Linked DNA regions of Homo sapiens: region 2 is linked to region 1. The links are chromatin loops, found by intact Hi-C in ENCODE. Cell type or tissue: MCF 10A. All regions are shown on one strand. Each heading gives the region's core, and the rest is flanking DNA. Links, peaks and the distances in the headings are about the cores only. Region 1 overlaps LOC112267962 (a long non-coding RNA gene). Region 2 overlaps BCKDHB (branched chain keto acid dehydrogenase E1 subunit beta).

Region 1 (5,390 bases), core at 131-5,130:
TCTGACTAAACGCACTGCAGAGCAACTCCCTGCTAGATTCTTCTGGGTTCTCCATCCCAGGAAGCAGAGTTGCCACTGCTCGAGCGCTCACAGACTATTTGCTCCTCTCCCCCTACAGGCTGGAGGGGAATCCCATTTCAGTTTGTGACTGGGGTCGCCCAAACTCCCCGGCTTGTACATGTAATTCTCTGGGACTTAAAAATGTTTTTCTCACTTTTACTTATTTCATAGTTCTCCAATTTTTAGGATTTAGGCCCAAATCCTAAGAGTCTGACACTTACAGGAGACATAGGAACAGAATAAATAGGAGAAGCAAGACAGTTGTAATAGAATAAAGACTGATAGAGAGTGCTGTACACTGGGAAGGGAAAGAACCTCAAAAAGCATTAATATTAAAAATTTTTTAACTGTGGAGGCCAAACAACACACTTATTTGGGTCAATGGTACAGCAGGCTTCGCATTTGTGAGCATAGTTGAGGTTAATGGAAAACAAAGATGTTTTATGCTTTCCTCTTGGCTATTCATCAGGAATTGAGTATAGTGCATGCTCTGTTTTCATGAAGACAAGAATTGTTTTGCTAGTCTTCTTCACTGTTGTATCCTTAGCAGGTAAAACAGTGCTTGGCACACTATAGATGCACTCAGTAAATATCTGCTGAATGGCTGAATGAATAAATAACTGAATACATAACAGAAACAAGTACATTATTGTCTTAAAATATTATCCAGCCCTACTATCTTTAGTCTGTGCAAATCACACTGATGATTAAATGCCACATTGTATAGAAGAGTAAATGGCACACTGACCAAATATAAAGCTCTCACAAGTCTATATATATATCCATAAGGGCCCAGCCCTCTTCCTTGCTGATATGGTTTGACTCTGTGTCCCCACCCAAATCTCATGTCGAATTGTAATCCCTAGTATCGGGTCAGGGACCTAGTGGGAGGTGATTGAATCGTGGGGGAGGACTTGCCCCTTGCTGTTCTCATAATAGAGTTCTCAAGAGATCTGGTTGTTCAAAAGTGTGTGGCACCTTCCCCTTTATTCTTTCTCTTCCACCTGTTTCAGCCATGTAGCACGTGCCAGCCTCTCCTTTGCCTTCCACCATGATTGTAAGTTTCCTGAGGCCTCCCAGCCATGCTTCCTGTATAGCCTGTGGAAACGTGAGCCAATTAAACCTCTTTTCTTTATAAATTACTCAGCCTCAGGTAGTTCTTTACTACAGTGTGTGAATTGACTAATACACTTGCTCTACCCTCCATACCACTCCCTGGACACAGCAGTAAAATTGTAACTTCCTGATAAAATGTTGAATGTACTGGACTGAGGCTAAATTAGACAAATATGTTTACATCTGAGTATAGCCTATGTGGTGGCTAAAATAAAACAGAAGCTTAGGGTATTATTACAGATTTCAGTGGTTTCAAAGAAAGTCAAGAAATAGCCTGAGGAACCCAAGCTTAGAAGCTGAAAACTTGATCTGAACTAATTTGTGCTGTGCTTCTTTCATTCACTAAAAAGCTGTCTAACTCCCTTGGGAAAAATTATCACTGTATTTCTACCACCTATTCGCCTGTCTTCTACAGTCAGGCTCAGGAGTTCATGGCTTTCTGCCTGCAGCTTCCTCTTTTATCTGAGGCTATTCTATGAGGTCCCAAACCACTGGAAAGAAAGAAAACTAATCTTCTCTGATCTGCATGGTTGCTTCCACCCGTGAATTGCTTCCCTTGGTGAAGCATTAAGCATTAAGCCAGGAGCACACGAGCTCTGATAAAACACTCTGGTGGAAGAGAGATTTGCTATTGCAGCTGTTCATTATTTGTGAACTTCTCCAGTGTTTGTCCTATTAATATTGTCCAGTTCCAGGAACATTTTGGTAAGAGGAAAGAGTATTTTGAAGTCCATGTGTCCTTAAGCACGAATAGTCACTGCTCATTCCTACTTTGTAGCAAGGATCATCTCCAACTATTTGGGCCTCATGGCCTCCATTTCCATTTAGTGCACTTTGTAACCTTCCTTCTCATGTACCCACTAATCCAGGACTTTTTATCATTTGTACTGCTGCTGTTGGGAGACAATATACAAGAGGTGTGACTTGCAGCATAGTGTGATAGAAAGAGCATGAGATGTGAGGTTAGGAGACCTGGGTTGGACTTACATTTCTACCCGTTACTCACACGGATTTGTTTAATTGCCAACCTTCTAAAATACATGCCTTAGTGAAAATTGAAAAAATATAGCAGGATGGCTGTGAGGTGCACATGAGATAAAAATAAAAATATGAGAAGGAACTTTGTAAGAAGAACAATAAAAATGCTAGTCATTGCTGTTGATAGTATTAACACTATTAGTAGGAACAGAGTGGGAGGCAAGAAGGAAGATGGTGAGTGGGAAATTAAGTGTGCTAGTAACAGAAAAGACAAAAGTGGGAGTCCCAGGACTCTTTGATACATGGTAGTTGGTTGGGGGAGGATGTGGCATCAGGGAACAAGGGCTGACTAATCCTCATATGAGTAATCTGCTAGGTATTGCCCCAAAAGAAGAGAATGAACAACTTGGCCTGCAAAAGGGAGGGTGTGGAAAGGTGAGGCATGCAATTTGAGACTTTAACAGTTTGTGGTCTCTTTTCAACATAGCAGTCACCCTAACATTGCTGGAGGAGGAGGAAGAAATTTGAACATAATATAAGGAATATAATAAGTAAGCCTGAGATAAAATGATGACTGAGATCATGCTGGTCCTTCCTGTAGTTTATGGTTAATAACATAAAGTACTTTTTAATCCCTTCTGCTGTCAGCCCCAACTCACTAAGACCTAGGTTATGACAAAGATAGCCAGTTGCCTACAGAAAGACCTGTTCTCTCCCATCCTTCTCAGTACCCTTATTTTTCCCTGGGTATATTGCCACCCAAAACAAAAGGCTACATACCCAGACACTCTTACACTTGGGTGTAGGGAGAGGGCTAATTTCTGTTCATGACATATAGTGAAAATGTTTGTCAGACTTTAAGTAGGTCCCTCGGAACTGACTCAACTGGGAGTGTTTCTTTCATGGCCTTCTGCCATTCTTCCTTTCTCTGGCCAGCTACATGGACATGATATCTGGGCATCCAATCCTCTACCACCACTGTGCTGTTTCTTATATCAGACATAGTTGAGGTCCCATCAATCAATCTACATTTGCTCAGACACCATCCCCAGAAAACAATGATGTGTTATTACGCTCTTCTTTTCTGGGGATGGTGTTTGAGCAAATGTAGACTGATTGCTGGGAGCTCAACTATGTGTGATCATAATGACCATCACACCACTCCAAGCAAAACCAAGGCAAAGGGAAAAAGATCCTTGATGGCAGTATGTATCTTACAAAATAGAGCTTTTCCAAAAAGATTCAGGTTGTGAGGATAAGAGAAGATAGAATCTACAGAAGATAATTACCCTAGTTAGGTGAAGGCTTTCTACAGTCTAGAGATTAAGATGTGTACCAGGTCCAACAGCCTTATAGTCTTATAAAGCAATGCATGAGATAAGAAAGAAATAGACCTTTGAGTCTGTGATGCTTAATATTGAGTGTCAACTTGATTGGATTGAAGGATGCGAAGTATTGTTCCTGGGTGTGTCAGCGAGGGTATGTCCAAAGGAGATTAACATTTGTGTCAGTGGACTGGGAGAGGCATGCCCACCCTCAATCTGGGTGGGCACCATCTAATCAGCTGCCAGAGTGGCTAGAATAAAACAGGCAGAAGAAGGTGGTAGAAGCTGACTTGCTAAGTCTTCCAGACTTCATCTTTCTCCCGTGCTGGACGCCTCCTGCCCTTGAACATCAGCCTCCAAATTCTTCAGCTTTTGGACTCTTGAACTTACACCAGTGGTTTTCCGGGGCTCTCTGGCCTTTGGCCATATACTGAAGGCTGCACCATTGGCTTCCCTGCTTTTGAGGTTTTAAGGATTTGGACTGGCTTCCTTGCTCCTCAACTTGCAGACAGCCTATTATGGGACTTCACTTCCTGACTGTGTAGGTCAATTCTCCTTAATAAACTCCCCTTCATATATACATCTACCCTATTAGTTCTGACACTCTAGAGAACCCTTATTAATACAGAGTCTGAAGACAGGAAAGAAAAGTTCACCTCTGACAACTACTTACTATAATGCACAGAAAAATATCTGAAAAATTAACCAAATTGTTTTTCTTTCTTTGCTGGGTTTTTTGTTGTTGTGGGGGTTTTTTGTGTTAGTTTTATTGTTGTTGCTACTGTTGTTGTTTTTGTTCTTGTTGTGATACTATTGTTTTTCTGACATCACCCAAAAGATACAAAAAAGGTAGTCTCTGACACAGGAGCAGAAAGCTATAAAAAGTGCAAAAGTTAAGCTGTAAAAACTTTAGAATGAGATTTAAAATAAACATAATATGAGAGTTTCAAAAAACTTTAAAACAGTAGGGTTCACAAAACTTTAAAAATAGTAGAAAACTGTCAGGCACATTGATAGTGGCAAATAGTAAAATATATGTTGGAAATTGAAAATAATGATATAATAATAATATAATAACACATTTAAGAAGCACTCTTAATATGTAGAATATGAGGAAAAAAGAGGAAAATGATGGAGGAAAGAGAATTGATATGGCAGACAGAGACTATGGAACCAACATTCAAATAATTGTTACTCAGAGAAAAAGTAAATAAATTGGACAAAAACAATAATCAAAGATATTACAAAAGAAAAGTTTCCTGAATTTTAAAAAAGGGCCATCAAGAAGAGAAATAATGATATATCATACCTATTTTTATTTAAAAAAAAGCAAGTATAAAAGTCTAGATACAAAATGTATATACGTAATACACACAAGCACAAAAATGATACTTGCCTCAAATTTCCCCTCTAAAATACAAAAAGCTAAAAAACTATGGTGAAAATGTAGTTTTCTAAAGGCTATAAAGATATAATCAAATACAACATTTACCCAGCTAAAAATATGGGGAAAAGTATTCTGATATGCACTTATGGAAATCAAATAATAAAAAAGAAAATTACTATAAAGGAAATATGTAATTACTGTGATGGAAATAAGATTACTACAGTGGAAAAATGGAAAAATCTAGGTTAAATATAAGATTATCTAAGACATTATCAAAATTATTTCAAGGAGCAAAAATATGCTAAGAACCATGAAAAATAATGAAACAGTTATCAAAATGTACCTCTGATATAACCACTGAGACCAGTAAATTCAATATAAAATTTAATAAATAAGTATCATGCTGTTTAAATATTTTCAGAATACATAAAATTATTTCAACTTCCCACATCTTTATATAAAACTAGCATAACTCTGGTGGCAAAATTGTTATAAATAGTTCAAATAGAAATTATAATATAATG
Region 2 (5,390 bases), core at 308-5,307, 400 kb after region 1:
CATTTCCCAGCCTTCCTTCTCTCTAGATGTATTTTATTAATACATTCTCCTTGGAGAATTAACCTCCAGATTCTTCCAGGTGGTAGAGGGAAGCTAGAGATCTGAGGGGCTCTTAAAAAGATTTTCAACCAATTCTCCCTATTCTAAAGCCCCACTCCATTCATCCCTATTCCCAGAAGTACTTGATGTTGCCAATTCCTAAGCCTTTGGGCAATTCTTTAATGTAAACCAGGCTGGTTCTTGGCTGCCCCACTGCTCACTCCAGATTCTGTTTTTCCAAGCCTCCTAAGTCCTTTACCTTCCAGCTTCCAACATTTTCTTCAGGTTGTCTCCAGTCCCATTCTCCCCATCCCTGCGGATTTAGGCCTTGACAAAAGAAGATCCCTTGATATTTTAGTGGGGTTTTGGGAGGAACAAAAGTAGATGCCTATGTTCAATTGCTTCTTTTTCCAGAAGTCTCAGTTGCCATTTTCTATCAAAACTCTCAATGCACAATTTAATTCTGTCATTTAAATTCTAGCCTAAATAAAAGAAACGAAGTTACCAGGCGTTATTTTTATCATTTTATATTGTTATTTCATTCTTACACTGTTATTTTACTTCCATGTAATTTTGCTTTGGCCTATGTATACTATGATTTCCTTAAAGGCAGGGACCACATCTTTAAAATTTTAGTACCTTCCAGAGCAGTAGTTCTCAAACTTGGCCGCACATTTGAATCACTTGGGGACCTTTTAAACCTCCAACACCCTGGCCACATTCCATACCAGTAACTCCTAATCTCTGGGGTGAGACTGGCATGTCAGTATTGCAGCATATGGGCAAGGTAGGGAAGCAGTGCTGTGAAGCAAACAGTGTTGTAGCTGTCTGAAACCCATTTCAAATATTTATTCCACATATATACACACATACACACAACTGGAAGGCATCTACCTTCCTAGGATGGCATCTCCAACAAGCTCTTAGAGCTAATAAATTGGTCTCTGTAACCAGGAAAATAACCCAAGAGATCCCAGGGCATACTAAAGAAGTGCCTTAGCCTAGACAAAGCCTGGTGGTGTTTATTATACTTCAACAGTAACTACCTACTTCCTGTACCCACTGGTCAATGTGGTAATGGTATCAGTCAACACCAGCCTTTCTCTACTGAGCATATTTCAGCCCACTACTGTCTTGTAATCTCTTCACAACTTGTGAACAGTTGGTCCAGCAATCACATCACATGTGTCAGTGGAACCAAGGCTATTTTAAATGGCCAGCTTCCAGTTCTGCAGAAACTATAAAACTGACCCAACTAAATGAAACTGACAGAGTTGAGTTGCCAGGCAGCAGAAGCTCCAAAATATCTATAAGAGCAGCTTAAAGAACCATTCTAGTTGGAAACAAAAGCCAGTGGGCTTGTGTTAAACTTACATGTTCATAGCAAGCCCATTGTTTTTACTTAGATTTGATGTATGGATGAGGTGGTTTGGGGGAAAGTCCCCTCAAGCACTCCTGATACCACAATGTTAGCAAAGGCAAGGACCACTGATCCATATGTTGTTACTGCACCATCAACACAGGCTTTTGTGTGTATGCTCCAGAGGATGGACAACAGTCCACTCATGGCTGTGCACAATAAAGAAGAGGACAGGCAAGGCAAGACCCTGCCCAACTAACTGCTAAAGCCTCCACAAGAGAGATTCACAACAGAAAGATAGAGTCCATGTGATCTGGAAGGGAAAAAACACATCAAATGCTAACAGTTGGATCAAATCCCTTAGCAGTTTGGCAGAAATTAGAAACCAAAACAGACACAAACAATAGCAGAAGGGGATCTACAAAGATAAAACTGAACAAGAAAATCCTGATACGTTATGTAACTACGTACAACTCTCAGAAAGAACGCTGCCTATTCTCTGATCCTGTACTTCCCTGGAACATGGAGATATTCTAGGGAAAATGAAACGTGGGATGGAAAAAACAACAGCAGTGGCACTATACTGCTACAAGACAATTTAAACAGTGGAAGACTGTGCAGTAACTTGGCTGTTGCTCCCTTAGTAAAATGAATACTGTGCAGCTTAGGATCACTCAGACTGGTAAAATTGGGAACAAATTTTACTGAAATTTTACTTTACTGAAATCTTTCAATGTAATGGGAGTTTAAGCTGAGCCATGAACTACCTTCTACTTCATGCTTTAAGAAAGAAAGAGGGTGAGCTAGAAATGAGCGTGAATTAAGTTAATCTGGCCAGAAATGAATGAAGGGAATGCTTCATTGAGACTATTTGGCTCAAATTCTGCTTACAAGTGTCTAAGAGATATCAGAAGAGGCTGGGTAGGTTGGAAGTTCCCAAGATCCAGGTTCCCCTCCCGATTCACCTTCATCAAACTGCAGGATGAATTCAGTCATTACAGAGAACACAACTAGTGCATTAAATGTATGTCAAGATATCAAACTTTCTCTTTTCATATAAACAGTTATGCATTGTAATCAGAGTTGTAACTTTCTCTGACATATTGTATACTATAAAAGCTAAAAAGTTCTTGGACAGAAACTTTGCAGAATCTTTATTTGACAAAAGAAAAAGTGCCTTCTTCATGCAAATACCTAAGTTGCCTTACTGGACTTATGAATTTGTTAAGAACACGATAAGTTTTCCTTTTCAGGTCCATCCTATCAATGCTTAATTTAGATCTGAATAAATCCAGTGGGCTTATGCCATTTAATATGCTGTATTTCTGCCGTTGAATACAGAATTAAGATGTTCCTGAAGTGATTTTGAGTTTCCTTTTGAGTTTTGAGGAACATCCACTTTTTTAAAGAAAGAAATGCTCAAATTCATTGTCTATAGGATATTGATTAAGGATATACTACTAGGTTTGTGTGTTTCCTTTTGGCTTAGAAACAAGTTTCTTTGTTTCTGCTAGACTCCAAGCTGGCAAAGACCAGAAAACAGAAAAGATGGGTTAAATGAACAGCATGCCCAGAAACGGAGAAGAAATTCCTTATTACTAAAGATACTAGAGTTTCCAAGAGCCAGTATTACAGAATAAGAATCCTCTGACTAATTTATGATTGGCTAGATGCCACCACTTCTGGCTGGTGGCCAGAGGATCTAGAGGGGAAGGATGGCAGGATGCCACAAGAGAAGGTCAAGCATTTCACTGCTAAAGCCGCCTTTGGGTGTAGCTGCTCACCAGGAAACTGAAAACTTTTTGTCCAACAAGCTTCACAAGTGATTTCTTAGCACATGACATTTGCCAACCTTTACCTAACTGATCCTTCATCAACTCTGCCAATCAAAGCAACTGAGAAATCTCATCTATGTTAAATGGGAACAGAAAACAAAGCACTGTGCTCTAATTCTCTATGACTTTTGCATAGGCAGTCTCACTCAACAAATATCTGGCAAATGACATTAATACTGTCCTCCACGTAGAGCTGTTTTTATTGGCTCCTCCTAGTCTGACTGGAAAATAACTTTTCCTAGTGAACTTTATGATTATGTGACTTTATAACTGCATTAAAGGTGATAACAGTGGATTTCCAAGACAGAATTAGAGGCACAGAATGTATTGCTGTGTAATAACCTACACATTTAGATTCAAACTTCCTGAGACAGTTAAGTGACTTCAGGTAAGTGACAATATCAACTCAATGTCTGAGCACAGTGTCAACGTGAAGTTGCCATACAGCTGCTATGGCTATCACACATGCAACTCCTAGAAAGAGGAGCAGTTGAAATTTAACGGACTTTGTGATCTGTTTTAAGATGAACAAAACAGGATGGGAGAATCCAAGCATCCCCAGATATTGACCAATCTGAACTGCTCCATAAAATTGTTATACTGATCCTTTTTCAGCCCTGATAATTTTAGGAATCTAAATTGTCTGTATTTATTGATACTCTTCACTGGATTTCTTTTTAATTTTGAGAAATTTGGTAGAAATGTTACACTGATAATCTCCCAGACTTCTGAGAAATTGAAATCAAGGAATATGCGGCACTGTTTGAAAGAGAAAAAAATTTTTTCATAACTGGACTGATCTAAGCTAATCTAAGAATCTCCAAAATAGCAGTGGCAGCAGGCCCATTTTTAATTCCTTCACTGCATGTGGTTTTTCTTTAGAAAAGAAAAATGACTCTGACAAAAGATAAATAAACTTAATAGTCTTAAAGTTAGGTCAAAGAAACACAAAAGCAAAATGTTTTTCAATACTCCTCCTCCCCCAACACAGCCAATATTGCAGCATGGTAATCAAAAGCATGAATAGAGAGAGTCAGAGTAAGCACTACTGTATTTTTCAAATGTGTAAAAATCCCCAACTTTGTATTATTTTTATATGTTTTTATTCCCATTCCTGTGTCCCAAAGGGACTCCTATGGCCTTCTAAAAGGTATTATTAGATCTGAAAGAAAAGTGCTAAATATATAGCTATAGTACTTAATAGTTCTATGTTCTACTCTACCTTTACGTATGGGTCAGCTATACCTAGGAATGGCAGCAAGTCACACATTACCTGACATTCAACCTGAGCAATAATAGATAGACAGTATTTATAACTCATATTAGGATTAACATAATTCATCTTTTTAGTGGATAACATTATATGTTAAACTCTCTTAAAATTTCAATATATATTTGTATTTTATTTGATTTTATAATCTAACACTTATTACTCAATAAAATAAATTTCAACTACGTACATAGATTTCCTCAAGATCTATGGTTGAAATGGGAAGTTTAAAGCAAAAGAACAGGCTTGTAATCCAAAAATTATATCTGAATCAAAAAACAAGCAACTCCAAATACATAAGAAATGAAAATTCACTGGTCTTGATGTGCAAAAATTAGAAACTGAGCTGTCAAAAATAAAACAATTAAAATATCTAGGGTGTACTCATTCAAGAAATTCTAAATACTGAAGGGAAAAAAATGTCTGGGTTCCTCCCCCTGTTAAAGGCACCAGTCTAGAAGAGAATTTTCAGAAGACTAAGAATCAGGTTTGGGAAACTAATTTAGCAACATCTTTCATATTACGTGGATGTGTGGCTTGAGGATGTGGATGTCATATTTGATAATGAAAATATAAAACAAAGATCTTTTACTTTTCTAATACATATTGTTCTTAATAAAATACACATGGTCTCATTTTCTAATTCTTGTGATGCTTAAAAGATACATGAATCAATTTTATACTTTCTGACAATAATTATCTATAATCCCATTTTTCCTTGTTCACTTTAATCCAAGCCTATCTTCCAAGCCCCTATTGGTGCTCACATTTGAACATTTTTAAAAGCATGCCATTGTCAAATAAGATTGAGAAAAACTGGCTTAAGGTCATTACATTCTGACTGATACTTAAAATGTCAAAGAGAACACCTGTTGGTAGCTCTAAC

What was found. Peaks named below come from ENCODE experiments on the same cell type or tissue, not always from the same donor. Only the 100,000 strongest peaks of a DNase experiment are listed, where the experiment ranks them.
Region 2: it touches region 1 in a loop (2.5-fold over the local background); 1 of 110 quality-filtered maps calls a loop at or near these places.

The regions. Positions count from the first base shown.
Region 1 is chr6:80,538,519-80,543,908 of GRCh38, reverse strand. The region is part of intron 1 of LOC112267962 (a long non-coding RNA gene); the gene reads right to left. The region is part of intron 1 of LOC105377869 (a long non-coding RNA gene); the gene reads left to right. Among named protein-coding and RNA genes, the nearest start is that of BCKDHB, 430 kb to the right of the region's middle. In MCF 10A, for the core only: no CTCF peak of the experiment used is centred there; a DNase peak (open chromatin) is centred at 2,528.
Region 2 is chr6:80,141,496-80,146,885 of GRCh38, reverse strand. The region is part of intron 3 of BCKDHB (branched chain keto acid dehydrogenase E1 subunit beta); the gene reads right to left. Among named protein-coding and RNA genes, the nearest start is that of BCKDHB, 38 kb to the right of the region's middle. In MCF 10A, for the core only: no CTCF peak of the experiment used is centred there; a DNase peak (open chromatin) is centred at 3,105.